Linked DNA regions of Homo sapiens: regions 2, 3 and 4 are each linked to region 1. Evidence: chromatin contacts called from ENCODE Hi-C or POLR2A ChIA-PET data. All regions are on one chromosome and are shown on one strand. Each heading gives the region's core, a stretch centred on a gene start or an enhancer-like site at or near the end of the contact. The rest is flanking DNA. Distances are from core to core; before and after follow the strand shown. Region 1 has its middle 18 kb from the start of MIR3130-1. Region 2 has its middle 42 kb from the start of MIR1302-4. Region 3 holds the start of LINC01802 (long intergenic non-protein coding RNA 1802). Region 4 overlaps KLF7 (KLF transcription factor 7).

Region 1 (7,029 bases), core at 2,788-5,287:
AAAACGGGTGTGTGGATGACTCAAGGTCAGCCCTTGGGAAGCTGGAATTCTCTGGAACTTCTGAGAAAGAAAGACAGCCTCTCAGAAACAATTACATGGGAATTTTCACAAGCTGGGAAGATCCCTGTAGCTCTAACCAGGATTTGTTCTCATTCTGTGGGAGGAATGGAAGGAAAAAGAAGTCTTTGAGAGCCCTAAGCTCCTGAACTTGAATGCAAAGCAGGCTTTGGAAGTCAGAAGAGCACTGGGCCACTCCTATCTCGTCCTTGTTCAGGATAAATGTACCCCCTATACCATGCGTTTCCCCCAACACACACCACACACACACACACACACACACACACACACACACACACACACACACACACACCACTAAAGAATAGACTTCCTGCCTCTGTGCTCTACCAGAAACTTTCAGCATCTAGGGTTAGCATCTTGCCTTCCATTTGCACCTCAAACATTTCATTCTTCACGTTGTTATCATTATCACCCTATCATTACACTGCTGGTTAATCATGATTAAAACAATAAACAAATAATTTTTCCCTGGTGAGCATAAATAATTGCAGATGAATACATATTGTTCGGGCCCATGTAACATTATATGCTATTACAGACAGTATGAGAGGATGTTTTATTGTAAGAGATAATTTTTCCTAATTGTAATGTTTACTCCCTTCAGATTCTAACCTTCTGAAGGCCCAACAAAGTCACCTAGAGGGAGTTTGCAGCTCTTGCCTGCAGTTTAGGGAAAAGTGGCTTTTCTACTTGGTGATAACTCTAAAGTGAAAATGTGAAACCAAGTGGAAGAGGCCAGGGGGTGCTTTTTCTACCAGATGTTAAAAGAAAAAGAACACGCAGGATCTAAACTCTAGAGTGAGCCTCACTGCTGGGGGTGACAGAGCAAGAAGAAATCCAGGGGTTCATTCGATTAACTTGGAAGGCTCTTACTAGGGGACACTAGTTTATTGAACAGGCTGGGTCAGTAGCTCCAGCAGGCTGGAAACAGCTCCATCTTCTTCCCTCCCTTGCCCATCACACTGGCTCTGCCAGCTCTCCCTTCCCACCTCAGAGAGGCCATCTCCGGCATATGCCAGAGTATTTTTGGTTGCACATGGCTATTAGCAGAGCCTCATTTTAAGGTATTAAAAAGCTCATCACCTGATCTATTCTCAAAATATGCAGCTCTCACCCAATCTAAGATTCCTTCCTTTCTTCCAGCTCAGTAATGAGCAGCAGGGGGAGGAGGCTGTGGAATCTTCTTTTGCTGTTTGCCCCCCTTGCTCTGTTTTCTGCTCCTCCTGCCCCGCTCACTGTGCTGCCTCTGGCATCTCCAGGGCCAGGTGGGGAGGAGGGACTAGAGGTAAATGGGTCTATTCACTGGTGACCTTGCAGTCTGCGAGGATGCCCTTTGTGTGCTAGATGCTCAAGTGCTGGCTCCTCCTCACATGAGTGACTTTTGTGGGTTCTTAAGAGACACCCCTACTCCCACCTCTCTTTCCATGGCGTGTCTTTCTTACACCACAGCATTCCCTGACCTGACCCCCACAAGGCACTCTCAGGCTGACTGTGAAGACCCCATACAGCCTCTTTTTGCTGAGATTTCTGAGCTTTGGCAGGACGTCCTCTAGGACAGGTGCCTTTCAGGATGACTCAAGCCTGCTAGTTTCTTCAGCATTCGTTTAATCCACAGGAAATATTATGCATCCATGCCATCCCTTCTCCCCTGCAAAACTTGGAAGCCAAAAGCCTTCTTACAGCCACCTGTTTTTGCTCTGCCATCAGCAGCAGCTCCAGGCAGCCTTCTGCCTTTGGGCTTTTCCAGGCAAGAGTCAGGCTTCTATCTCCAGTCACCTTCCCACACCTCCTACTCTCACCTCGCACTCCCACCCCCGACCAATGTTTGAAGGGTCTACATCAAGCTCTCAAAGGAACTTGGAGTCCAGGCTTCTGGGTGTCACTTCATGAGTTGTGCCTCTACCCCACTGAGTGAACAAATCTAAGCCACCGAACATACCCTGTGGGATTGGGGTTATGCCCCCACCCTTCCTCTCCATACACTGGGCCCCATGCATGGCAGGTGGCTCTGTTAAAGATTACTGACCATTTTTCTCTTGAGACTATTGTAGCTTTTACAGCGCTAAAAATTTTAAGCATAACACCCTTCTCTACCATCATCTTAGGCAATTTACAGAGATAAATTTATGATTTTGCATCTATAGCACATGAAGTATGGATTTTTAAAGATTCATTAGAATATATAATTCTCACATAAAAACATTTATACTCATAAACAGTATTTCCATAAAGATGATCTCATTAGATATAAAGTTTATCTCTGGTGAATTAAAGTTAATCCTGAAAATCTTGTCAACCACACATAATATATGGTACCTAATGTATCTGATACATTCTGAAACAGATAAGTGGATGAAATATTTTTAAAGCACCACATCTAGTAAGGCAGCAGAGAATTAGAAACGGATTTTATTTCTTGTTCTTCAATATAGTAATTGGTGACCTTGAGAAATGCCATTTAACCTTTTCATGTCTCAATTTTCTCATCTATAAATAGATATAATCATCACAAAGACCCGCTGTGAGCAATAGATGAGATAATCTTGAGAGCTCTAAAGCTCTACATATAACAGAAAGGCATTATTGGGATTAGGGCAGAGGATCTGCAGCTCTGCTGTTGCCTTGAACAATTTCCATGATTCTGTGACTCACTTTTACTACCTGCAAAATAGACACCGGAAGGCGTCTCTCCAGTTTTCCTTAGAAGGCAGAGTCTGTATAAGAGAAAAAAGCTGATTTCAGGGTCCAGCAGATTTAATTAGCTGCACAACCATGGGCCAACTCTCGAGTGTTAGAGAGGATAATGATGACTACCTCACAGGGTTGTGAGAATCAAATGTCTTAAAGGAGAACAGTGCTTAGTAAATAGCTAACAGTGCTCAGCCTGTACAATTGTTAGAATCAATATTGGGTTTCCACTGAAAATTACCATGGGGTTACCTTGCCGTTTACTGCCTAGGTCCAGTCATTTCTGAATAAGATTAGTTGCTATGGTTACCTTCCCAAAACACCACAGTTGAAAACGTGTTGGAGATGGGAATCGATGGTAGGAGGCTTTAGCGGAGGACACAAAGCAACTTCAGCCACTGAGACATTTTAATACATGTAAACTCCTTCCCTTGGAAACCTAAGTCACATTTTGCCAAAATGGAAATGAACTCAGGAAGTGGACTTTCAGAAGTTCTGCATTTGGCCAGCCTCCTTCCCCCATCACCAGGCCCTCAAGGACAGGTGCGTTCTGGCCCTGAACCAGCTCCAGAGCATCTCAGTTTCTTACCCCAGGATCTGGCAGTTGGAAAGATGTTGGTTGCCAGGCAGAATTCATCAGATTCACTTCCCAGATGCTATCGCTTCTGATGCCGAAAGAAAAATAGGTTGCCCAGCAATTGAGGTTGGAAAGGACAGGTGTAGCTGAGAAATGCACAGTGTTGCACAGAAAACAATAATGGGTTATTTTTGTTAAAATTCATTAGCATGCATATTTGTATATTCCAGGGGTCCTCACATCCCGCAAACATACTTAGTCTCTGGAGGGGCTAGCACTAACATCCCCGGTTAAAGTGTCCCCCACAGGAGTGTTATAAATGGTATTTGATCTGTCAGAATCAGTCACAGCTCCAACAGCTCTCAGCAAATGAATACAAGTTGGTCTGACCCTGCTTCCTGTTTCCAACTAAAGCAAACCGAAGACCTGAAGAGGCCTCACAGGCAAGAGTATTTTGCACCCGCTCCTAGTGAAAAGACTCTTTTCTGCCTGGTCTTTTTTCCCAGACATCCCAAGGAGCTGTCCTGCTCTTATTTGAAATTCAAACCAGAAGGAAGTCACCTCCGCAAATGCCAAGTGTCCAGCCTCCACTTCCATGATGATTCAGCACCACCTAGGGGCCATTGTCATTCATTTCTTGCCAGGCTCATTTCTTGCCATATTCATTTATTGCCACAATAGAATTCCTTTTTAAGTATTGCAGCTGCACCCGCCACCGCCCCCTCGCCACTGCCATCCACATAAGAAAAGTACAGAAGCTTCTCTACACACATTTTTCAAGACTCGGTTCCAGATCTACTTCAGCTGGAAACTCTGGTCCACTAGCTTAGCACACAAGGATCACTGCTGAGGAGTGTGGTTCACATTTACAATACACCACGGGGACTTCGCTTTATTATTATAAGAACTGCTATAAGCATCTACTACATGACAAGGCATATATAGTTATTTCTAATGTATACAATAGTCCTTCAAATTGGGTAGTAATCCATTTTACAGATGAAGAAACTAAGGCTCTGAGAAGTTAAGCAATTTATCCAGATCCCAAACCAGGGTTGACTTACTCTTTTCACTGTAAAACGCTGTCTCTCTAATCTTACTGTGCGTAGAGCCAACATGGCAGTGAGGGTGCTCATTTTAATGATTCTAAAGCAGAACATTCAAATAAATCTTGTCCTTCAAAGAAGTCACTTTGAAGCCTATTCTGTCATGCCAATAGCTAATGCTCATAACAATTGAGTCTCTGCTATAGGAACTGCCTTCAGAGCTATTTGTGAGCTGCACGACCTAATCTCATTACCTTAAAGTATGTTATATGTTTGAAAAAAATATGGTAGATACCATTGGAGGACTGAAGGATGTGCCATCCCAAAATTTGTATGTTGATTATTTCTAATGGAAAACAATGGAGAAATTCTAGTTTCAGAAAGGAAGAGCTGATCTATATCTTCCTGTATGGAGCAAGGGATAAAGAATCCTCTGGGACGGATACTCTTCGAAGGCCCTGAGATTTATCCATACCAGGATGAGAAAATAGCCCTTATCACCAGAGACTTGGAGGCTGCAAGGAACCCGAATAAACAAACTTACGAACAAAATAACCTTTATCTTCCACTTGCTTTACACCCCCTCATATATCTCCTGTGACTCCCCTAGAAAATTTTACTGTCCTAGCCAGATTTTCTTTCTCCTGTTGTTTCTTCTCAAATTTATCATTCTTTGTCTAAAAAGTATAAGAATATCTTACTTTGGCCTCTTGTTCAGACTTCACTTTCTTGTGAAGATCCCCAAGTACATGTAAAACTAGTAAAATTTATACATTTTTCTCTTGTTAATCTGCCTGCTGTCAATTTAGCTTCTACATCCAGCTGACCAGCCCACTAAGAGCTAACAGAAGGGTTGAAGTTGATCTCTGGTTCCCCGGTACCATGCTGTTCAAGCAGTGTAATCTCCCAGGTCCCTCCTCAGTAAATTTCGATTCAGTATCACTGGGACAGGCCCAACAGTTTGTGGTTTTGTCAAGTACATGTGACTGTAATCACCAGGAAAGCTTGAGTAACACTGGTGCGATGATACAAGCATGAGCTCTGGGGTCAGAAGGACTTGGGTGCAGATCTGGCTCTGCCTTTTTTCTAGTTGTGCACCCCTAGGAAAGGCAATTAAGGCCTTGAGTATCAGTTTATTCATCTATAAAATGAATATTAGTAATCATTAATAACCACCAAACAGGGGTGTGAAGACTGAATGATATAATGGGTGTGAAATGCTAGCACAGTGCCTGGCACATAGTAGGCACTTAATACATGGTCATTACTATTGTTAACTTAATCACCCACTCAGCTTAATGAATTTGCCCTATGTGACTTTTTGTTATTTCTAAAAATTAAATCCACAGTGAAAGGATATGAGGATACATAAAATACACTATCATAACGTATATTATACTTCATTAAAAAGTAAACAACTAAAGATCCTTAGGAAAAGTGATAGATGATAGATAGCCAGATAGGTAAATTTTAGGATAGGAAAATGTTCTAGAAATGAAAAACCAAACATTTAAAACAGTTTAACACTCAGGAGAATAACAAGTTTCTAGAAATACACACACACACACACACACACACACACACACACACACACACACACACACTGATACAAAAGGTAGAAACAATCCAAGGGCCCATCTGCAGATAAACAAAATGTGGTATATACATACAATAGAATATAATTCCATCTTTTTAAAAGGAAGGAAATTCTTTTTTTTTTCTTTGAGACAGGGTATCATTCTTTCCCCAGGCTGGAGTGCAGGGGCATGATCATGGCTCACTGCAGGCTCAATCTCCTGGGCTCAAGCCTTTTTAATTTTCTTGTAGAGATGGGGGTCTTGCAATGTTACCCAGGCTGGTCTTCAACTCTCAGCCTCTCCATCTTAGCCTCCCAAAGTGCCCGGGCGAAAGAAATACTGCCACATGCCATGACACGGATGAGCCAGAAAACACTACGCTAAGTGAAAGAAGCCAGTCAGTAAAGAATAATACTGAGCAATTCCACTCTATAAGGTGTCTAGAGTAGTAAAATTCATAGAGACAGAAAGTAAATGGTGGTTGCCAGGCACTGGGGGAAAGGGGAAATGGGAGTTACTGTTTAATGTGTCAGTATTTCCGTTTTGCAAGTTGAAAAGATTCTGGAGCTGGAGGGTAGTGATTGTTATATAACAATGTGAATGTACTCACTGCCACTGAACTGTACATTTAAAAATGGTTAAGATGGTAAATATTATGTTGTGTATTTTATCACAATTTTAAAAAAAATTAAGAAAATCAAGATGATATCAAATCACAGTTAAATATGAGTTTCAGAAATAGCTTGTTCGGTTTGTGTTGCTACAAAGAGCCCCATGTGAGTGAAATACTTCTAAGTGTACAGATTACATCCTTTGGAAAAATGAGCAAGTAAATTCACAAGTAATTTTGCATCTGTATTCTCAAACAATGTGACCGCACTGCCTTAGTTGCCTGTTTTTCTTTCAAACTATTCATTTACAAGATCACTCAAGAAATGTTACTCAGCTAAGTGGGAGGCTATGACTGGAAAACCTGTTCTGCCTTAACCCTGGCCTGGGGGATGCTTTGAAAAATGGCTGTGGTGCATGGAGCACTCTAAGGAAAACACTGAGGGGTGTTATC
Region 2 (7,029 bases), core at 1,944-4,443, 510 kb before region 1:
GAGACACCCTTCTCCTGATTTGGGTGGGCAGGTGGGTGGCTAGCAGCACTGTTGAAATTATCATCCAGGCTAACCTGCATCCCTTGTTCACTGTGCGCTAGGCACTCTTACTAGGCTAAAAGACTTATAATACCGACGTCATTTAATTATCACAACAAACCTGTGAGGTAGGTATGACTGTTATCCCCATTTTACAGGAGAAAAAAACCAAGGCACAAACAGAGGCACAAAAAGGTCAAGCCAACTGTCTAATGTCACACTAGCTGGTTTATGATAAACCTGGGATTTGAACCCACGCACTTTGGTTCTAGAGCCTGTGCTTTTGCTTTTAATTTTTGCATTTCCATTCTAAACTGACTACAGTCATTCATTTGGTAACATATTTAATGAATTATATACATGATATGTTTATGTTTGTGTATGTATCTTACTATGTGCCTGGCATTTTATTCAGCTGAGCTCTGGAATGCAATCAAAGTCCAGAACACATGTGGCTCCTCAGTTCAGGCTGAACCCAATTCCAGTTGACCCCAATTCAGGTTGACCCCTAATTGTATGGGTCTTGGATTTGTAGATAAACCTGATGAAGGGGCCACATGTCAACAAGTTATGTAATTGCTGACAGAGGCATTTCAGGCTGGGAAATCTTTTCATTCTTTCCATTACATGGGTTCTGTGCTATTAACATTTAATGACATGTTGGAGGTGCGTTAAAATTTATCACTGTGTAGACGATACAAGAATGGCCCCAAGGAAGCTGATGTTATAAAAGCAGACTGATGGAGGGAGAATCAAAAGATAAGGAGGTAACTTGAAAAGTATCTTCCATATGGATTGCTCATATTAGCTGCATTCTCTCAAGGATAGAAACTAAATACAGCAAGCAAAAAACCCCACTTTAACAGAATCCATTTAGAGATCCTATTTTGGATATAAGGATTTTTTATGAGGAGATGAAGTGGCTTGTTTCAGAGAGGTACTGTTTCAACAGTAACAGTGGAAACAAGGAAGGCTTCATTTGTGCAGTCTAGTTGAAAGCTCATCAAACTTATACAAGTGCAGAGACTATGAGATGGAAAGACAGTTGCATTTCAAAGAAGACCAATAAAACAACATCACTTTTCATTGTTTGCAGCTTTATAGTTTCTAAACCACTTTCTCATGCTGTATCAAATCTATCTCGCATGCATCCTCTCTTCCTCGTGGGATTCTCTCATCTGCCTGAGAGTCTCTCATCCTTCCCTGTCCCCTGCTTGCGCTGAAGTTGCTTGTTCTGAAGTAGCTGTCACTTTTGAAGCCAAAGGGTTTTGGGTGGGGCTGCAGGGTTTCACCACTCATGGTCAATCTGGAGACTCTGTCTCTTCCAGACACTCCCAGGCTTGGGTGAAATGTCATACTAAAGGACAGAGGAGTTGATTTCAGGGGAGACTGGGGAGACATGGGTAAAGATAAGGCAATATGGAAGCGTGGGGCGGTAAAATCTCCAATGGGTGAATATTGACCAATGTTCTGTTCTCTCTTGATACATTGCTTCAGGGTAGAGTTTCTCCATGTAAGATGTCCTGTGTGGTCCAATGGATGCTCTTGTCAAGTGACCAATGTGTCCCTTTGTGGCTTCACACGAAGCAGTAGTCAATGTAGGAGCCCACCCGTGTTTTATTTCTTCTCATTCTTTCTGTTTTTTTTTCTTTCCCTTTTCCCTCATTCCCAATGCCTAGGGATTGTACCTCCTACTTAAAGCACCAGCACTTGATCCCTGCCTCAGGCTCTGTTTTCTAGGAAATTGAGTCTATACATATTTTATTTCAAACTCTTGCCAACATTTTGACTCAGGCAGGTATTTTTGTTGTTGTTGTTATTGATCATATTTTAGAGATGAAAAAGCTAAGGCCCAGAGAGTTTAAGCGACTAGCCCAAGACTACATTCATTCATTCATTACTTCATTTATTTAGCAGACATTTTTCAAACACTGTCTGTGTGCCAGGCACTGTTCTATGTGCTGGTGGTGACTAAGAGAGACAAGGTTATGCCTTCATGAAACTTAAATATGAATTGGTGGAGACAGATGGTACATAAGTAAATACATCAATCAACAAATTAGGGCAGTGGTAAATTATATTATTCTATTCTATACAACAGGGTTTTGTGTTAGAAAGTGGAGGGAAGGCAAGGAGAGCTAATTTATAATGTGATCAGGACAAGCATTTCTGAAGAGGTGACACATGAGCTGACGCCAGGGCTAGGTTAGAACTTCTAGAGGCTCTAAAAACTCATAGTTCCCCATCCCTGCTTGTGTATTGTAATTCGAATAGAAACAGTACCATGTTGTGTAATGAAGTCCAACATAGAAGGTGCCTGGTAAATATCTGCTAAATGAATGAATTAATGAACAAATGACAGATTCTTATTTTCCCCATGATGACTACTTGGATTTTAAAAATATATATCAAATTTCAAATTCTCCTCCCAACCCCCCAAAAAAACCTTTTTCTGGGAGAGTGTTCCCTATTGAGTAATGCAGTATTTGTTAAGGGTGAAATGATTAGCAGACTACAGACACTTTTAGGACATTGTAGGCAGAGGGAACAGCATGTACAAAGACAATGAAGTATGAACCAGCCTGAGTGACTTAAAGGAACAGAAAGATAGGCTGATGTGTCTGGGGAGTAGCAAGTGAGAGGGAGAGAGGTGTGAGATGGGGTAAGAGAGATGGCAAAAGCCAGATGATACAATCTTGAATTCCATGATGAGGGGTTAGGATTTTATTTTAAGGGCAATAGGGAGCCATAGGAAGATTTTTAGCAGGTGAGCGACATGATGAAAGTGATTGCTAAGTGGTAATTCTAAGTCTAGAACTCAAACCTCTGACTCCTGGACCTAAGTATTTCTATACTAAGCAGGTGTCAGAATTGGAACCAGGGGCTAAAGTCTGAGGCTCCCACTCCTGTGATAGAGTGAAGCCTAGCTTCATAGTCGTGTCTTGTAATATGAGGCCTTCAGATGACGCAACAATATGTCTCCAACTGTACCCTGTTTCCTGGCAATAGATAGTATGAGACAGACTCATGAAAGCACATCTGCTCAATTGGGCCTGTGTTGTTCCATCTATAGACTGGGACTGATGTAACCTCTCACCCATATAGGGAGGTGGTGGAGTGGTGACTCACAGGTCATCAGGACAGGAAGCATGTGATGTTGGGACTGCTGAGAATCACCAGTGGTTCTCATCAGTCTGAATACTCCAGTCGTCAGAACAGCAACATCTATCCTGTCATTAAAGAAGTGAACATTATGGAGAAAGTGCTTCATCCAGTGTAAGAGGGCTATGTGGTTATGTGCAGTAACAAGGGAAAGGCCAGCAGGAGTCTCATGGTTTTAAACATCATCCAGAAAAATGGCAGGGAAAGACTGGTAACCACCATCTGATGAGTAAAGTTTTATTCTGTTACTGTTTGTTGCTTTTGCCTGAAAAGGATGGAGGATTTTCTTAAATGGGACACCTTTGCGAAGAATTCTGAGATTCTCAATAAATGGGCACGTCAGTGCATATGTCGGGGGTCACTATTCTGAGGAGGATTCAGGACTTATCCATAGGCTTGAAGCTTTTCTCTCCCTTTCCCTCCCAACTTCCATTTTCTTAAAAGAGAACTCCAGTCTGGAGACACAAGCTCCTGTTTTCTCAGCGATGCCTCTCTCCAGGGAGGAGAGTGGGACCAGGCAGTTCTTGAGGCCTTTGGTAATTCATGCACCTTGTGCTTTTGCACCGTAAGTGCACGAATTCCCAACACTGACACAGCCATCCCCTTAACTCCCTAGCCTGTACCCCAGAGCAGCTGTGCTTTCTTCTGGCTCTGCAGATATCAATTCCTAAATAGGATGCCTTGAGGACATCAGAGAGACTGCCCCCTCCAGCTGATCACTTATGTGACATTTTGATGTTATTAATGTGTGTTCATCTGCTCCCTTCCTTCTCCCAAAAGGAGACAGGGAGAGAAACATTATTGAATAGAAATGCGGGGACCCACGGAGTGAGCATGCAGGAGGGGGAAGGGAGAGAGGAAATTTAAACTGGAGAGAGGTTGATGGAGCTGAGGGACGTGGAGAGGACTCCAAGGGGAGTGGGTAAACGACAGTTTGTGCATCACAAATCACACCTTCTCTCGAGTCCAACTGTTTCACCATCCTGCCCCCACCAGCCCGGCGCCTCTTAGCAATTCCCCGGCTGTCAGCTCTCTACCTGCTTGGCTCTGGCTGCTCTGCTCAGAGCTGCTCCCCTGGGCCTCCCTGGCTTGTCAGTGGGCTGCGTCAGCATCACGCCACACTGTCTCCCGTTGGCCCGGTGATCAACGCCTGACGGGCCGGCCCTCTCTCCCCTCTCAGCTGGGGCCAATGGGAGTCAGGGGAAGGTTTTGGTTACAAACGAAAATAAAATAAATAAGTCATACTCCTGCACTCAGGAGTCTGGGAAGAACGTCTTCATGGCCTCATAAATAATCTTTCCTTTTAAATCTGTCCTTCTTCTTCTAGATGTGCCTCCCACCCGCCCTCCACCCCGGCCCCCTTGGGCTGCCCCTTACAGTGCAGGGAATACAAAATGAGAGGCTTAGATTTAGACTTGGTGTTGGTAATAGCACCTCCCACAAAGGCATTTGTACCGTGTGTGTGTGTGTGTGTGTGTGTGTGTGTGTGTGTGTGTGTGTGCGCGCGCGCGCGCACGCAGGAGCACATGCACAGAAGCCAGCAAGATAGAATTCATGACAGTGTTATACTGATCCCACCCTGACTCATGGTCTTCTGACTTTTGCAACAAGTCACCCAGCCCCCTCCCAGGTTACCCCTCGACCCTGTCTTCCTACCCCAAAGCTCTCAGTTTATTTATTTCTTCCCATTACAGGGAAGCTTAAATGTGGGGATTAAATGGACTACCCTATTTTAAGATGCCTAGAAGTTTTTCTTAAAATCCATATCTATATCTCTCTTTATTGGACATTTAATTAAAGTTCATTCACTTTGAATCTTCTGCTTAAGACATTGTCCTCTTTTTCAAAACATATACCTTAAGGTAGGGGGTGTTATTAATCTCGTACCTTGAATGTGAATAAAAGTGCTTGAAAATTGGACCTCAGAGGGTCAGGAGAGATGGCCAGAACTCCTGAAGACCCCGTGGTTGTGGGGAGGAGGGGTGCATGCTAGAGAAAGTCTAGGGGGCTTTGCTGGATTGCCTAGGGTTGCCCAGGAGCTTTCCTAAGCATGATTCATCTTGGTCATCAGGCGGGTGTCCTCTGAGCAGATGCCGTGGTGGCATGAGGAGACAACCATGGGCACAGGGGCCAAAGAGTTAGAGGGGAGCTGGGGAGGAGAAGCATTGAGAAATTAATGCTCAGTGCACGAGAGGCCCCCAAAGTGGTCAGTTTTTTCTTGAAAAGTCTTCATTTTAGACCAGGGTGGGCAACCTTCCTTGGCCACTCCTCCCACACTCCCTTCCTTGCCTCACTCCAATGCACACTGCATGAAGAGAGTGGGAGTTTGCCCTCTATTGACTGCGTCCAGAGAGGGTCATCTGACCAGTCTTCTGGTCTGTTAAGGGGTCCAGGTGCCTGGTGTGCTACGTGAGGTTAAGAAGAAAGAAGAGAATGTGAAAAGATTAGATTTTTGGAAATGTTGCCCAACTTCTGCCAGATGGGAACATTGAAGGCACTACATGGCCATGGGCTTTCCTCTGAGAAATGCCAAGATGGAGCCATGTTGGTTCAGAAGGACAGACAGGCAAGATATCTGCTGCCATTTAATCATTATCTAGGAAGATTTCACAGTGTTCAGAGCCACACACATTTTTATCTCTTTGATCTCTTTCTAACTGCTTCCTCTGCATGGTTGCCATGCTGAGGCAGTGGTGAAGTTTTTATAGACTGTACTTTTGGTGGGTGGAGTAGCTTCCAGATTGGGTTGTGGTACAAGATGCAGAAGACTTCATCGCAGAGCCTCTGCATAGAGGTGGATTTGCCATGAGGCTAGTGCATTTTAAGCTTCAGGGCCTTTCACTTCCATGGGCTCTGTCCATGGCTCTGAAGCTGGCCAAAGAATAATCACACTTGAGGATACATTTTGCCCTTGGGAGGAAAGACTCCAGGAAGAGATCTAGGTAGGCTCTGTTTCACCAATAAATTCCAGGGTCCTGTGTACTTGGAGTGAGATCAAGAAGTAGGGGGCATGGGTTTTGAGCAGACATGTCTCCTAGCCCTGCAGATTTCTTGCCCTGTGCAGAGAGACACCAAGGGCAGAGGAGCAGAATGTATTCCTGTGAAGTACAGGTTCCCTCTTGCCTGGATGGTTCTGATGGTATCCCGATACGATGTCTGAGATTAGGAGTATGTGGGTATACAGGGAATAACAATATTTCAAATAGAGCCAGAAGTTAGCTTTTGGAAAATTATTCCACATCTTACACTTCATATGTATAAAAGAAATTTGATAAGTTCCCCAAGATTTGACAACTATCCTAATAGTTTACATGAGAATGACTTCTGGAACTAAAAAAAATAAAAAATTTTTTCTAAACCGTCAATAATAGAAGGTGAATTTTGGTCAATGATGCTAGAGGAAAGACTGAATTGCTTTTGAGTTTTTCCTATAGGAAAGAATTTACAAAATCCTTGTCATGTGAAGAAGTTACTAAAGAGCATGCAGCAAAGATTGTAGAGGAACAAGTATTATAGGCATGTGAGGATGTTAATTAATAAAAACATTACTTTTTTGGTATTTGTGATGTATTTGATATTTTCCCACCTTATTATTTTATATTTAGAGACAGTGTCTTGCTCTTTTGCACAGGTTGGAGTGCAGTGGTGCCATCATAGCTCACTGCAGCCTCAAACTCCTGGGCTCAAGTGATCTTCCTGCCTCAGCCTCCTGAGTAGCTGGGACTACAGGTGCAAGCCACCATGCCCAACTCATGTCCATTTAAAAAATTAATTACATTTTATTTCCTCATTCTAAATAAATATTCTCTTTTTGTACCCAATTTATAT
Region 3 (7,029 bases), core at 2,709-5,208, 460 kb before region 1:
GAGATCTTTTCCATTTACTTAGTGTTCTGGGGCTTTAAAGGGAATGTGCACTCATGCTTCTGCCACCATTTCTTGGTTTGCCACCACTGAGGCTAGCTCATCTCTCTCTTGGTCTAGGTTCTTCTGAAAACACAGCCTCAGTCAAGAACTGAATGCAGGTGTTTTATTTGGGAGGTGACCCTAGGAAGCAAAAGTGAGGGCATGGGAAACTGAGGCAGGGGAGGAGGAAAAACTAACACACAGGTGCATGGAGATCTCTGCCGTAGGCATACAGAGTGGGGGTGGAGTGTCGATCCATTGACTCTCAGTGGTTGGAGACAGGAGGAAATTGACTTAACTTCTCTGGCTGTCTGCGTTTTCCCTGTGTGAAGCTCCCAGAGCTTCAGAGAAGCCCTGAGGCGGCAAAACAGAGAACTTTAGTAGCAAGCTTGGGATAGGTGTTGGCAGTGTGGATCTGACTTGAGGGAAGTGGCACCATGCAGGGCATCAAAAGTAACTACTACAGTCTATAATGTGAAAGACCCATCCAGGAAGGACCCGTCCATCCTGGGAGTGCCACAGACTGGGTGCTGCTGCCCTGACCTGAGCTTGGCTTTCTTACCTCTCTTCTGCCCATTCCTTGGACAATGGGAAAATTGCTCCATGATATCAGCCCAAGGATGCCTCTTCTACACTGTTCTTTTCCTCCCTGGCTTTCCTAACACTCACACTCATGGGTTTCCATGTGTGAGCAGTAACTGCAAAACTTACTTCCCTTCTCTTTCCTCCTTTACCTTCTGTCTTTTTTTTTTTTTTTCCTTTTCATAGAGAATGGGGGTCTCACTATATTGTCCAGGCAGGTCTTGAACTCCTGGGCTTAAGCTATCCTCCCGCCTCTGCCTCCCTAAAAGCTGGGATTACAGGCGTGAGCCACCATGCCTGACCTCCTCCTTTACCTTCTAATGGCCTTTCCTTTTCCTTTTCTCTTCCTTACAAAACGTGGTTGTCTCTGACATTCAAGTCCCTAAGGCTCCAATCTTCTTCCTCCCCACATCCCCAGGGATATAATTTGGTCCCCAGTTTCAGCTCTCACAGCTGTGTCACTGCCTCCAGCTGAACATCTCCAGGTAGGTTTTTCTCTCTATTTCTGGCTCTCTGTTTATCCTTACCCATCTCAAAATTACCTGGCTATTATGATGCTAATTCAAGTTTGAGAACCTCCCTTTAAGTGTGAAATCTCCCACAGTGAGTTGGATCCTTCTTTTTTGGTTATCTTTTATTCAGCCCAGATCAATATGTCTAAAAGTGACATTTTAGACATATTGACCCCAGCCCATGCCTTTCTCATGCTTGCCAATGTCCTCTCTGCCCTAAAAAAAGAAAAGAAAACACTCTAACTATCCAACCTATGTGCATGCTACTGTCCATTCATGTCTACATGTGTTCAAATCTGGTACCACATTTAATTCCTCAGTGTCTTTGGTGGTGGCAGTCTACCTGGTATTCATAGGCCACGGCGTGGAGTCAGACTGAGGCAGATCATGAGGTGCATGGCCAAACTCACTAGAGTCTCAATATACAGGGGTGTTGTGAGTCAGAATGCCAATGCTAGAAGGATCACTAACAACTGGCTTGAACAACTCATCACATTAAGATGAAGAAACTGAAGCCCAGAGAGATACAGAGCTTTGACAAAGGACACAGGCCCGGTTCATGCCAGAGTAGGGCCTGGAGTGACCATGTTCTGTCTTCCTTCCCAGAGCCCTTTCTACAATAACATAATTAAACAAGGAGCCTGCATCAGGGACTTTTTGAGACGGAGTTTCACTCTTTTTGCCCAGGCTGGAGTGCAATGGCACTATCTTGGCTCAACGTAACCTCTGCCTCCAGGGTTCAAGTGATTCTCCTGCCTCAGCCTCCCAAGTAGCTGGGATTACAGGTGTGCACCACCATGCTCAGCTAATTTTGTATTTTTAGTAGAAATGGGGTTTCACCTTGTTGGCCAGGCTGTTCTTGAACTCCTGACCTCAGGTGATCCACCCACCTCAGCCTCCCAAAGTGCTTAAATTACAAGCATGAGCCACCACACTGGGCCACGTCAGGGACTTTTTACGTGCAAGCAGAGGGTACCGAGCTCAAACTAGCTCAAACAATAAAGGGAAGTTATTTCATATAAATGAAAAGTTTAGAGGTATCTGGCTTCAGGTGACATTTGAACCAGAAGCTTAAATATGTCAACAAGAACAGGTGGATGGAATGCCTGATTAACCTCACCTAGACCACGTAAGTCCCAGGATCATATGAGAAATTCAAATAGAAATAAGGGATATTGGAAAAGGGGAATGAAGACAATAGATGCGTAACAGGGGCCGACAAAAAAAATCACGACAATATCCAAAAGGGGACAAAGATATGTGATATGAAGTCCAAATGATCCCAGTCATAGCTGGACTATGTCCACTTGATTGAGTACAGTTGGAATGGAGATCTTGCTTTGGGGTTGAAGCCAGAGGGAGCTCTGGGACTTTTTGTTTGACAACTGCCCCTGGATAATTCATACCTGTGCCCTGAACATTCTTCCTACCTGTTCAGAGGGCAGGGCTATATTCTTGGGGTGGCCTGGACTCCACTGGAAAGCCCAGCATGCTGGACAGTTCTGCTATTTTAAGAGCATGTGAGAAGTAGAGGGAGCTGAGACAGCTGCCCAGCTAGGAAGAAGGTCTAGGAGCCAGACCTTCCCCGTGGGCAGCCGTCTTCCTTTGAAAGCTGGTCGGTGGTCAGGACCCTGGTCCCTGTCCTCTGTTCCTCACAGTCGGTAGACTCAAAGCTCTGCTTATTCTTCTTCACAGATGCTGTCTCTTCCTCTACCCACCCATCTCTGCCTCTACTCACCACTGCCATACCTCAGCTCCCGTGTGAATTGCCTTGTGCCTGGGCCGTGGCAAGGGTCTATAAGCTTGCCTCCCAAGCTTGCTCCCCACCTGCCCCCGCACATCCTGTGCCCTGTGCTAGGGAACTCACCCCTGACAACAGTTTTGGCATATCATTCTCCCACTCCAAGCCCCTAATCCAAATTCAAATGTCACCTCCTCTGAGACCCCTTCACTGCAGTGATCATTCCCACTCTGAACCCCAAACGGAATGTCCATCCTGCCCAGTTGGAACTGATCAGGTTTTCCTGCTTTCCATTGTTACAGTTTCAAGCATCTTTGGTCTCTTTACTCTGATGATGTGATCCTGGACGATAGAGATTTACATGTCTAACTATGACTCAGTATACAGCTCTATACCCCATAAGTAGTAGATAAACAAATAATACTAATTCCTTGAGGTTAGCCTCTTTAGCTTCAAATCTTGGCCAATTAAAACTTCCTTATCGTCATATCTTTAAATCTCTAGAAATGTAGGTTTGAATTTTGAAATAGGAAGAAGATAAATGGAAGATATTTTCCCGCCCCATTCTTGCAATTAATTTTCCTTGTCTGCTTGAGTATATACCAGCATTGATATCTACCTCTGACTTAATTTACCAGAAGGTGCTCTAAAAACCTAACCAATGTGCATCTCTACAATTCAAACGGGCATATGGTTCAAAACACCAAATTTGTCATGTCTCTAGTGTGCTGAGCTCAGAGGAGTATTTCAAAAAACAAAACACACACACTCAACATGGGTTGAGGGACAGGACATTTTAAATGAGAGTTTTTAAAGCATCAAAAATATCACAGGTGTGTTCTTTCTTGATGCTTACCCATTTAACTATTCTGTAGTTATGGGACCAAAATTCATCCCATGAGCTCAGCATTCCTGCTCTTGAAAAGGGCTGTGTGGGGCTGGACGGATAGTTAGGACTTACCTGAGCAGGAATAAGTTTTCAATGGTACAGGCAGATGCTTTGGGAATCAGGAAGTGACCTGCTCCTCCTTGAAATGACTCTGGGCTGGGGCAATGGTGACACTGCCACCTCATGGGATCTGGGGTTACCTGGTGGAGGAAAGACGCAGGATGAAGAGAACCAGGTATAACCCTGCCACTTGGAGTTTTTCCTACAACTTGGGCTGGTGAAATGCTGAATCTCAGTTTATGTTCAAAATAAATGAAACCTCATTCTATTACCAAAATAAACTGCTCACATGTGATGTTGATAATGAGACAGCCAGACAGAAGCTGCCTTCATACCAAAACAAGTGAATCAGGTGGTAGGAATAAATGAACAAAGGGCAAGGCATTGTCACTGCCCCTTTCCTTCAGCAGTAGAAAGACTGACTAGAAAATTCATACGTAAAGAAAAAGACCTTTTTTTCTGTTGTTACAACCTGAAACGCCATGGAATTATTTGATAGAGCCTTTTTTGGAGAGAGGGTGTGGGCAGACATGGTAAGGGCAGATCCTGTGTCTGTCTGTGTCAGGGGCAGTATTTGCGTTTGCCAAAATGTTTATGCAGACACAGAGAGGAGGGGACTAAGCTATTTGGCCCTGTGACACCAAAAAATTATAATTGTTGTTATTGGAATGAATTGTGTTATGTGTTAAAGTCCTAACTCCCTGCACCTCGAGATGTGGTTGCATTTAGAAATAGGGTCTTTAAAGAGGGAAAATGAAATGATCTCATATGGGTGGGCCCTAATCCATGGTGTCCATGATATCTGGTGTCCTTGTAAGAAGAAGTTAGGATGTAGACAGACACAGAGGGAAGACCTGTGAAGATGGAAGACCTGTGAAGATGTCACAGGAAGGTGATCATCTGCAAGCCAAAGAGAGACACCCTTAGAAGCAACCACCCCTGCTGACATCTTCATCTTGGGCTTCTAGCCTCCAGAACTGTGAGATAATAAATTTCTGTTGTTTAAGCCACCCAATCTGTGGTCTTTGCAGTCCTAGCAAACCGTAATTGTTAAACAGGAGCAGAGGGAGGCAGACTTACTATGGAGAAACACAATATCGGGGCAGCACTGTGTTTTATTGTGAATGAATAAAGGAAATAATCCATTCATTTCTTCAGCACATACTTTATTTCTGATCTTTAGAGGGTGGCATGTAGCAGCTGGGAGAGGCTCTCCCTTTCATTGTCCCCAGCAGAGAATAGGAAACATGCTGTGTGGGCTTAAAAACTTCTGGCCACCAGCCACTGGCACCCTGTCTCTGGGAAGCAAGGATAAATCTGGTGATCCACTGATCACTGAGCACTTAACAATGATCACTGGAATGATATAACTATTATCTTTTCATATTTCTACCAGACTTAACCTTGCAGGGTCAGTATCATCCCTGAGCTTTAAGTTCTCAGCTTGTATATAACCTTGGATGAAACTGTGAATGTTCAATCTGGATAAAATAATTAATGTCTTTTTATTGCCCCTTTCAGAAACACACAAGGTCCTTGTTGGCCTCATGCATGGAGTATGGACAAGTAGCTCTTTACTTAGCTGGTCTTACAAGCTGCTTTGCAAATGTATCTGGCAGGTGGTGCAGTGCATGGGGGAGGGCCCGCAGTCTGTCCCTGGAGGCTCAGCTGAGTATCTCTGGCTAAAGCATCATCTCAAAGGCTTGAGAAGCCTAAGCTCCAGCCCCCACCCCTTCTTGAGCTGATTTCTCCCTCCTGACTCATGTCTGCTGCCTCATTTGTGTTACTGTGCAAATGTTTAGCCAAGAAGCCATACCAGGCCGAGTGCCTATTTATGACCGCCTCAGGAGTTTACAGTCCAGGCACTGAGGCAGCATTCCATGCCTAGCCTCTGGTCAAATAAGGACAAAGTGAACCACACCTTCCCTTCTTGGCAGTGAAGCAGGGGCAGTTAGAATGCTGTGTGCTGGGTGCAAAAGCCTCCCCCAGGCAGGGCCAATTCTTTCCTAGCTTCCCAATGACCTTGAAGTTGTAGCAACATAAATTAGAAGAAAAGAGTGTAGAATATTTGTGACATGACTCAGGATGCTGGGGGAGAAGAGGGCTGCTTGTTTGGTTCCCTTTCTGGGCTTCTGTAGGAAGTGGATTATGAATTCTCATTGGTCTAAGAGAAAAAGCACTTTTGCCATTGTGCATGTCCTGCTTGTCAGCAGGGAGCCTCGTAGAGAAAAACCCTCGAAGAAGGGCATGTAACAATACAGTCTGAGACACACACATGTGTGCACACACATATGCACATACGCCCAAAAAACAACCCAAAGGAATGCAGACACAGCTACCATCCTGGGAGAACCACCACGGCAGACACCAGCCTCAACGTGAGGATTTGGAAATAAAGGTGGCTGGGGTAGGGTTTCTCGTTTTAAGAGACTGAAAGTGTGCTTGCAATCAACCAGAAAATTTGAATTTGTTCTCTGCAAGCCTTTCCTCTTAGCCTTGTCAGGAAACACAAAAGCTCCCCAGACTCAGCTCCTGGCCAGGAGGAGTTGCAATCCGATGTGGTGGTGGTGGGCTGGGGAGGTGTACAATTGCACATAAAAGCGTTCATTGACAATTCAAGACCAGAAGAATAGCAGGGATAGTCAGCACTGTGGGCAGGGTCTGGTGACCAGATGGGTCAGACCCTTCCAGAAATTCTGAAGTTTTGCTTCTCCATTTGCTTAATAGGTGATAACCTAATGTCTAAGCAGCTAGACCTCCTGTGTGTAAACCCCCAGGGAGCAGGGTGTCTGGTGGAAATAGTGTCAGCCATGACTGTGCCATCCGCTAGCCCTTTCCCGGAGCTCCAGCTCTCTGTAGAATGGGCCTCATGCTACCAGCTCTGTGTACCTGAGGGGGTGGCTAAAAGGAGAAAGCTAACAAAATAAGGGGCAGCATGGTGCTTGGCACACCATAAGTGTTTTACAAGGCATTGGAAGGTGAGAAGGTAAACGATCTTCTGTGTCCTCACAGAGGACCCTATACAATAGCACTCAGCAAATATTTGCATGATCGTGATGGTGTGGGCTTTAAATAAATCCCTCTGGGGTGGGGAGGGAGGATGCTTCTTCATAAGATAAATATTTATAGCTACAGTGAAAGAGCAGAAGGAAAAGGAAATAGGCCATGGGGCTCCCTAGGCTTCCCAGAAATATCTCCGTATCTCT
Region 4 (7,029 bases), core at 1,780-4,279, 270 kb before region 1:
CTGGCTTCAGAGAAGATTTTATAAGGACTTTTGTTTGGGATAAGCTTTCCAGATTATCCATGTCTATTTGCATCAAAGGGGAAAGAAATGGGGCTTTTGGATGGCTCTTCCAGTGCATTCGGAACATTGCCTCTTGCCTTTATTCCTGCATTTTATGGCAAAGCCAAAAGAAACTCAAGTTGCAAGAACAAAACCCAGTGACTCGTTTTGATGGTTCAAAATGGTTTCCTTTATGGAAGTCACTTCATAAAATGTTAAGTAAAAAGTGGGAAGTGCTTCTGTCTTCTCTTTTGCATGAGTTGCTTTTAGGAGCAGGAAGAAGGTAGGCAAAGTAAGATAAAGATGCAACACATTTAACTACAAAAATCAGGTTCATTTTTTAGTTTATTAGAATTTTTTTGAAATCTTAAGAGGGCCAGCATTTCTGGCTACAATTTTGCACCCAGAACATTGCCAAAATGAACATTCAGTAAATAGAACCTGATTGAAATTTACTCCTGGAAGCTTTCCTTTGCATTTTCGGGAAGTGGCCACCTGCCAAGCGCAAGAGTTGGGGGGCAGGAGGGGAGGACTCAAATTCAGGGTGTCTGGATTAAATTTCGGTGAACATGGTGATATCTCAGTTTGAAAACTAGAGGGCCTATCCTGAGTATACATCAATGTCTCTTTGATGGCCTACTTTCCTCAGTGAGGATCTTTGGGAATACTTGAGATGGAACAACAGAAATGTGTGAAAGGAAGCAGAAACTTCTTGTAAATAACGTGACCTCCCACGACGAACTGCCTGAGGCTTCAGGGTTTTTTCTTGCTTTTAACACTCTTAAATCTCCTCTGTTGGTTCCTAATAGATCCCAGAAAAGGGAAAAATAAAGCTGCAGTTAACTTTCTTATGTGCATCCTTCCAATAGAGTACTGTATTTTTCAGGTGTTTTGCATTTAACATAAAAGTCCTCGGGAAACAGGTGTCAAAAACAGAGAGAGAAATCCTGGGCCATCACTTCACAAATATCCCAAACAAGATATTCTTTTCAAACAGGGCTCCCTCTCAGTGGTCATGAGGGAAGGTTGATAATGTTCTTTGTTGGGGACTGTTTATACAATTTTTTTTCAACTGTGAGCTTTGGAATCGTAACTTGCTGTGAGTCCAGCTTCTGTCTACTGCCATAAGATGGACCCCACGTCAGCATAATGAGGGTGGTATATATGCTCGCACCTAGACATGCGCATATGTACCTGTCGTACCTTCACGGAAGGAAAACAGGCTACTGACGTTTCGGAGGAGTAGCCACCAGTGCCTAATATCTTTTGGGGGGGATGGATGCTTATAATTGCCAGTATATCGAAACCACACTGGGAGTTCCACATAGCGGGGAGGGGTTGGGGGTGGGCAGAGGGGACATTTTAAACCTAGGCCTTTGGACTGGAGGCAGAACGATTTCTGCAAACCTAGGTCCTGAAGGCTTTGGGGCTTATTGGCTGGTTCTCAACCTTTTTGTTTTTTCTTCCCAGCATGCATTTCCTATCTAAACCCAGACTTAGTTTAATTTCCTTATCTTTCACTTCTGCTTCATTCCAGGGAGGAAAAATACACCTGTTAATGGCCAAGATCTCCTTGCTAACACAGAGGCAAAAATAAATGTCTAATGTTTTTGAAGCCTCCCCTTCCTTTCCACAAGCCCCCACCCGCCCCCGCGTCAAGCTCCTTCTCCCACTTCCTACTCCCACACAACTTCCCAGCCACTGAAACTTTTCTTTCAAATCTCTATTATCCTCTTAACAGTTGCTTGAATAAATTTATTTTTGCACTATACATTTTCTTTTTGCCAGATGTGTCTAACAAGTGTGTTTGGAGAGACCTACTCCCAGCCCCGTCTCCTTCCCCGCCTCCCCCCGTCACATTCTCTCAGGCCTTCTCTGGTATTTATAATATATCACAGAAGTACCCAGTCTTATAGCCCTCGGTTATGCCTTTTTTTGACATTTTATTTTTTTTAAGCTTTTTATATATATATATATATAAATATATTACTTTGTCAAGTTTTTTTGCTGTACAAAAGTCTTAAGATTTAAAACTATTATTTGTATTATATGATGGTGGTATGTTAATGTTACAAAATTATTAATGAAGAAAAAATTTATTTTTGTTACTGGTCTGTTTCATAATTCTTTTTTAAATTGGTATATTGTAAGATATCTATGCAAAAAATGTTATGTGACGCATTTTTATTTAAGAATGTAATATGTGTAATAAACAGTAGAATGTGTTTGGCCTTGGAATACTTTACTGTATTTCTCCTTAGCTTGTTTCACTGGGGAAAAAAATCTTCGAAAGACGCAAGTGGGTACTTACATACTTCGTGAAAGTTTTCTTTCTTGGAGAAAGGGAAAGCAAAAGGTTGTATTAGGTTATCTTCGTTTGGGAAGTTGTGTGTGTGTGTGCGTATGTGTGTATTTTATAGTTTCATTGAGGCAGCTCAATGCCCAAATAAGGGTCACTGAGTTTATTTCTTCAAGGGGAAAAAGGGAGCCAATTGTTGGAGATTATGAAAAGCAATATTTTAGAATGATAGAGATTACAAGATGTTATTTGTTTAGGGGGTTGGGAGAGGCTTATTGAAAGCGGTTTATTTGGCGAGAGAAGGAGGCAGTTTGTTCTGGGATGGTGTTTAATAGGAACCTATTGGGAAAGGATCTTTGAAGCAGTCTGTGAAGGAGGAAGGGTAAAGATCAGAGGGAATAATTTAGGTGAGGGGTAGGGGGCAGTAAAATGACAGGAGGTGGTTGGAGTGGGGAGGAAATGGGTAACCGGAAGCCAGGAAATCCAGCTGGCTGTGGAGAGTACAAAAAACTAGATGGAAATACAAGCAGCTTCAGACCCAGAGAAGAGAGGGAGATGAAAGCCCCAGGGAAAATTCTCAGAACTGAAAAGAAAAGTACTAAAATCTCTGCCACACACGACTTCCAGGAAAGAGCATCACCAGTAAGGAGGAAGGTAGAGAACCCAGCTGGTGGTGTCGCCTCAGCATCCCGAGCTCAGCGATTCCCCGAGAGAAGTGGTGTCATTCACAGGAAACAGCAGTAAAACACATTTGTCACATGGGACACAGCAGTAGTCAAGCTTTCTTTGCATTCTTTGGACTTACAGAAGTGGATACGGTGGTGAATAACCTCTATCCCTAATCAAATGAATCTGACAAGAAACTTTCCAATAAATGTTTACTTTAGAAACCGTGGCTAGTGTGACTGAATTTGCTGCATGGACACAGACATTTCTCATGTCCCTGAACAGGAAACAGGTGTCAGGAGTGTAACAGCGGGTTTGGAAGGGAAGCTGAGTGATCAAGTTCTTGCTCTCATAAAACTCAAGGTGAAGAGAACAGTAGGTGCTGCAGGGGCCGGGAAAATGGTTTTGAAGTGTTAAGCATCAGCTGCCACATCTCCCGAACAGGCAAGTGAGCTGGGCAACACGGCAGCTCAAAGCTGACTGAGAAGAAACCACATGTGTAGTGGGGAAAACACAGCCCCTGGAGTCTGAAGACCTGCCTCCTACTCCCTGTGTCTTCAGTAGCTCTGGGACTAGATGAGTAATTTCATTCTGATAACCAAAATCATTTACCTGGAAATTTCTCTGAGTGAGGAAGGATAAGATAGCTTGGCAATATTACCTAGAAGAAGGCTCATTATTCCACTCCCTGACTTACAAAAAGATATCACATTGAACATTTTAGGTGAAGGACAAATTGCACTGTACTGAAATGTTCAGACAAGAGGGTGGTAAGTCTAATCTATCTGCCATAAGGAAATGAGATGGTTTACATAAGTGAATATGCTAAAAGACTTAAGCTTACATATTTAGAAATGAAATTTTTGCTTAAGACTGGTCTAAATATATATATTGCCCACTTTACAACCTTTTTGAGCATCCATTTTTACAATATAATATAAATTCAGGGATGACTCCAGACTGCCGGGTTGCTTGCCCTGGCACAAAATGACTCTATACTTTATATTGGGTGATTCTACTTTCTCTTCTGTGTTCTCCCTATTTAGAAGTTGCAAGTTCTTTGTGTGTCATCTTCTAGAAATATTTATCTCCTAGTCAACTAGACGATCAACTAGGCAAGCTTGGTAACAAGAATTCTTAAGTGCAAAAACAACTATAATTTGAATCCAACAGGCAGTAGTCTGAAAGTGTAACCTGCATGTCCTAGGGGGAAGAAGGTGCGTACCAGCTATAATCTGTGGTTGTATATGGAGTTGGGAATGCTGGGGTAATGGAAAGAAGTCTCATAAAAAGCAGAGTTCAGTGGAATTGATAAATAATTTATTATTTGTAGCTCATTTTCCACTTACAGGTTTAGAAGAGGAGATGGTTAAAACTTTTAGCTAAAATAAGATTTTGAGGTCACTGGCAGGTGATGGTTTTCTGTTTTATCCATGAGCCAATTCCTAATTCCTTCTCCAACATTAAATATTTTATCTGAGAGTTTAAAAACTATCAACAGTTACTGGCTTGAACTTAACCTATTAACTTTTTTGCCTGATCATGATATAGCTATACATACAACAACACTATATTTAAAAATGAGGAAGTGATGACAAAGTTACAGGAGGGTGGAAGAACAAAATTTATGTTTGTTTTATAAACATTTACTTATGTTTCTGAAATTTTTCATTTTACGTACACTGCATTTGAGTAGTCCAATAAGACTGCATACACTGAATAGGTATTATTCATCACCATGACCATTTGCTCTCACAAATGGTAAAACTGGGGGCACAGAAAGACAAATATTGCATTATCTCACTTATATGCAGAATCTAAAAAAGTTGAACTCATAGAGAGTAGAATCGTGGTTACCAGGGGCTTTGAAGTGAGGAGGGGTTGGGGAGATGTTGGTCAAAGGATGTAAAATTTCAGTTCTACAGGAGGAATACAAGGATCTATTGTACTACATGGTCACTATAATCACTGGAAATGTATTTGTGCAAAAATCACTAAGAGAATAAATTTTAAATGTTCTCACCACAAAAATGGTAAGTATATGAGGTAATGCATATGTTAATTATGGCTTGACTGAGCCATTCCACAATGTATACACATTTTAAAACAGGTTGTTTACAATAAATATATATGATTTTTATTTGTCAATTAAAAACATAATTCAAAAAACAAGTAGAGAAACTGGGCTTCAAAGAGAGTAAGTGACTTGATCAAGGCCCAGGGAACACAGTAAGTGGCAGACTTTTCTCTATACCTCACTGCTTCAGGGTGAGGAGGAGTCAACTTGATGCTTATGTACATGATGTCTCCAGACATAGTATCACGATTGACATCATTTCCCCATTTCCACCTCACTAGACACAGAAGGTAACCTGTAATATCAATAGCATCACCACATGCTACCATGGGAGGCGATCTTGGCAATCTCCTTCAATGTCACCGTTCTACTTCAGTCAACTGAGGTTCAGAGAGGTTCCAACTTGTCCAGGGTCATATAGTACGTCCTTTGCACAACAGGAGTAAATCCAGGGCTATTGATATGCGGTGATGCTCTCCTGGACTTGGCAGTGTTTCTTAAACTGCAGTTACTTGAGCACAGCCTTCAAGATTCTTTTATTATCCTTGCACTATTTATTACTTCTTCAATCGTTTTTTAAATTGACACACTTTTTAAAACCCAAATACCTGTTTTAGCTTTGTTCTCAGCAAAAATATCCCCAAAACTACTGGTCTGATAAGCCATTTTTTCCTTTAAATAAAAATGAAAATAAATAACTCAAAATAAAAGTACACATCTTTGTGTTACATAAAAGCCCTCAGTTACTACTGGTGGTATTTAAGAGGCACTGTTCTGTGCCATTCTCTAAAATCTATGCTGTACCATTTCTCTTTAGCTAATTATTTAGTCCATATGATGCTCCTCGGAGCACATTTCAAATTGAATCGAAAACTAAGTGCATGTGAAAATTTAATAAAGACTGATTTGATGACTGGGAAGTTACTTAAGGATGCAGAGATCCCCTAAGAGGAAAAAGATAATGTGGCCTGTGAGTGGAGTGAACGCACATACTCTGCCTCGTTTTCCCCTGCTTGGAACACCCATTCCCTCAGGTACAGGCGCTTTCGGTGGGTGGGCTCGTGGCCACGTCCTGCCATTGTTCTGGGGTTGGAGCCCTGAGCATTAGATCTTGACTGTGCCTTTCCCCAGGTTTCCCAATCAACAGTCAATGCCCAGAAACTAATGCATGCTGTGAGGCACAGCTTCAAAATGTGCTCACCTTCGTGGCACAGTTCTGAGATGCCCAGGCCACTGCCTATACATGCACATGAACACACAACTCAGCCCCCAAAATATTTTTCCAACCAGCTCCCAAACACTTGATATTCTACTATTAAATGTTTATTGTTTTAGCCTAAGAGTTTCCTTATTTTTAAATTACAACTAATCAGGAACACATCATTCTTTATGCCCTATCTATCATATGGACCTTAAAGTTAATGCGTTTATTCCATCCGTTCATATGAAAAGTTTTTAAGTGCAAGGAGGATGAGAGGTAGGGAGATAATGGATAGAAAAAAAATAGAAGCAAGTGCCCAATTTGGGGATTCAGGAGGTGGGAAGTGTAAGTAATCAGGCAGGCAGTTTTTTGCCCATCACTGCAGAACTCCAGGATAGTCATGCCATTTCATAAAGGAACTGAAGCAATATTCTCTGGCAGGCAAAGTCTCCTACATGACCAAAATGAGAGTCTACAGGAACCTGGGTCTGCAGGGCAGACCCAAGAAGCAAGTGGGCAGCTTCTTGTCAGATAATAATGGCAATTACACATCCCTACTTGCTGGCCTTGCTTCTGTTCTTTAAATCAACAACTTTCAGCATCCTTATTTTGCTGTGAGCAGAAAGTCAACAGTCCTTCATAAAAACGAGGATGTGTTTGAGTCACTGGGGGGTATATTTAAAGGACATCATTTGTGAACTCTAACATCAGAACCTAAGCAATGATGACACCCTTTTTGCAGCTCGA

Evidence for each region. Hi-C counts contacts between places; a loop is a spot of excess contacts on that map. ChIA-PET counts read pairs that join two places held with the same protein, here RNA polymerase II (POLR2A). Pooled maps may share reads with other maps.
Region 2: a map of Caco-2 shows a loop between it and region 1 (3-fold over the local background). The contact joins two enhancer-like sites. A Hi-C loop is called at or near these places in 1 of 168 maps with a recorded cell type or tissue (Caco-2) and 9 of 50 pooled maps. POLR2A ChIA-PET finds 5 or more read pairs at or near these places in 1 of 52 experiments (naive thymus-derived CD4-positive, alpha-beta T cell).
Region 3: a loop to region 1 is called in a map of naive thymus-derived CD4-positive, alpha-beta T cell, with 29 times the contacts of the local background. The contact joins the promoter of LINC01802 here to the enhancer-like site in region 1. A Hi-C loop is called at or near these places in 2 of 168 maps with a recorded cell type or tissue (CD8-positive, alpha-beta T cell and naive thymus-derived CD4-positive, alpha-beta T cell) and 7 of 50 pooled maps. POLR2A ChIA-PET finds 5 or more read pairs at or near these places in 2 of 52 experiments (Panc1 and activated CD4-positive, alpha-beta T cell).
Region 4: a loop to region 1 is called in a map of endothelial cell of umbilical vein, with 6 times the contacts of the local background. The contact joins two enhancer-like sites. A Hi-C loop is called at or near these places in 5 of 168 maps with a recorded cell type or tissue (Caco-2, GM12878, chondrocyte and 2 more), 1 of 37 single-sample maps with no recorded cell type and 10 of 50 pooled maps.

Annotation. Positions count from the first base shown.
Region 1 is chr2:206,797,624-206,804,652 of GRCh38, reverse strand. No RefSeq gene overlaps it. Among named protein-coding and RNA genes, the nearest start is that of MIR3130-1, 18 kb to the right of the region's middle. Within about 2 kb of position 4,037, at least 2 of the 41 ENCODE cell types and tissues checked have a DNase peak (open chromatin) inside an H3K27ac peak, as active enhancers do.
Region 2 is chr2:207,307,740-207,314,768 of GRCh38, reverse strand. No RefSeq gene overlaps it. Among named protein-coding and RNA genes, the nearest start is that of MIR1302-4, 42 kb to the right of the region's middle. RefSeq lists an enhancer at 3,664-4,413. Within about 2 kb of position 3,193, at least 10 of the 41 ENCODE cell types and tissues checked have a DNase peak (open chromatin) inside an H3K27ac peak, as active enhancers do.
Region 3 is chr2:207,257,374-207,264,402 of GRCh38, reverse strand. LINC01802 (long intergenic non-protein coding RNA 1802) reads right to left here and starts at 3,958. Exons shown (of 3, transcript NR_146973.1): 1 at 3,836-3,958.
Region 4 is chr2:207,070,336-207,077,364 of GRCh38, reverse strand. KLF7 (KLF transcription factor 7) reads left to right here. Exons shown (of 4, transcript NM_003709.4): 4 at 1-3,228. Among named protein-coding and RNA genes, the nearest start is that of MIR2355, 36 kb to the left of the region's middle. RefSeq lists an enhancer at 5,373-5,442. Within about 2 kb of position 3,029, at least 7 of the 41 ENCODE cell types and tissues checked have a DNase peak (open chromatin) inside an H3K27ac peak, as active enhancers do.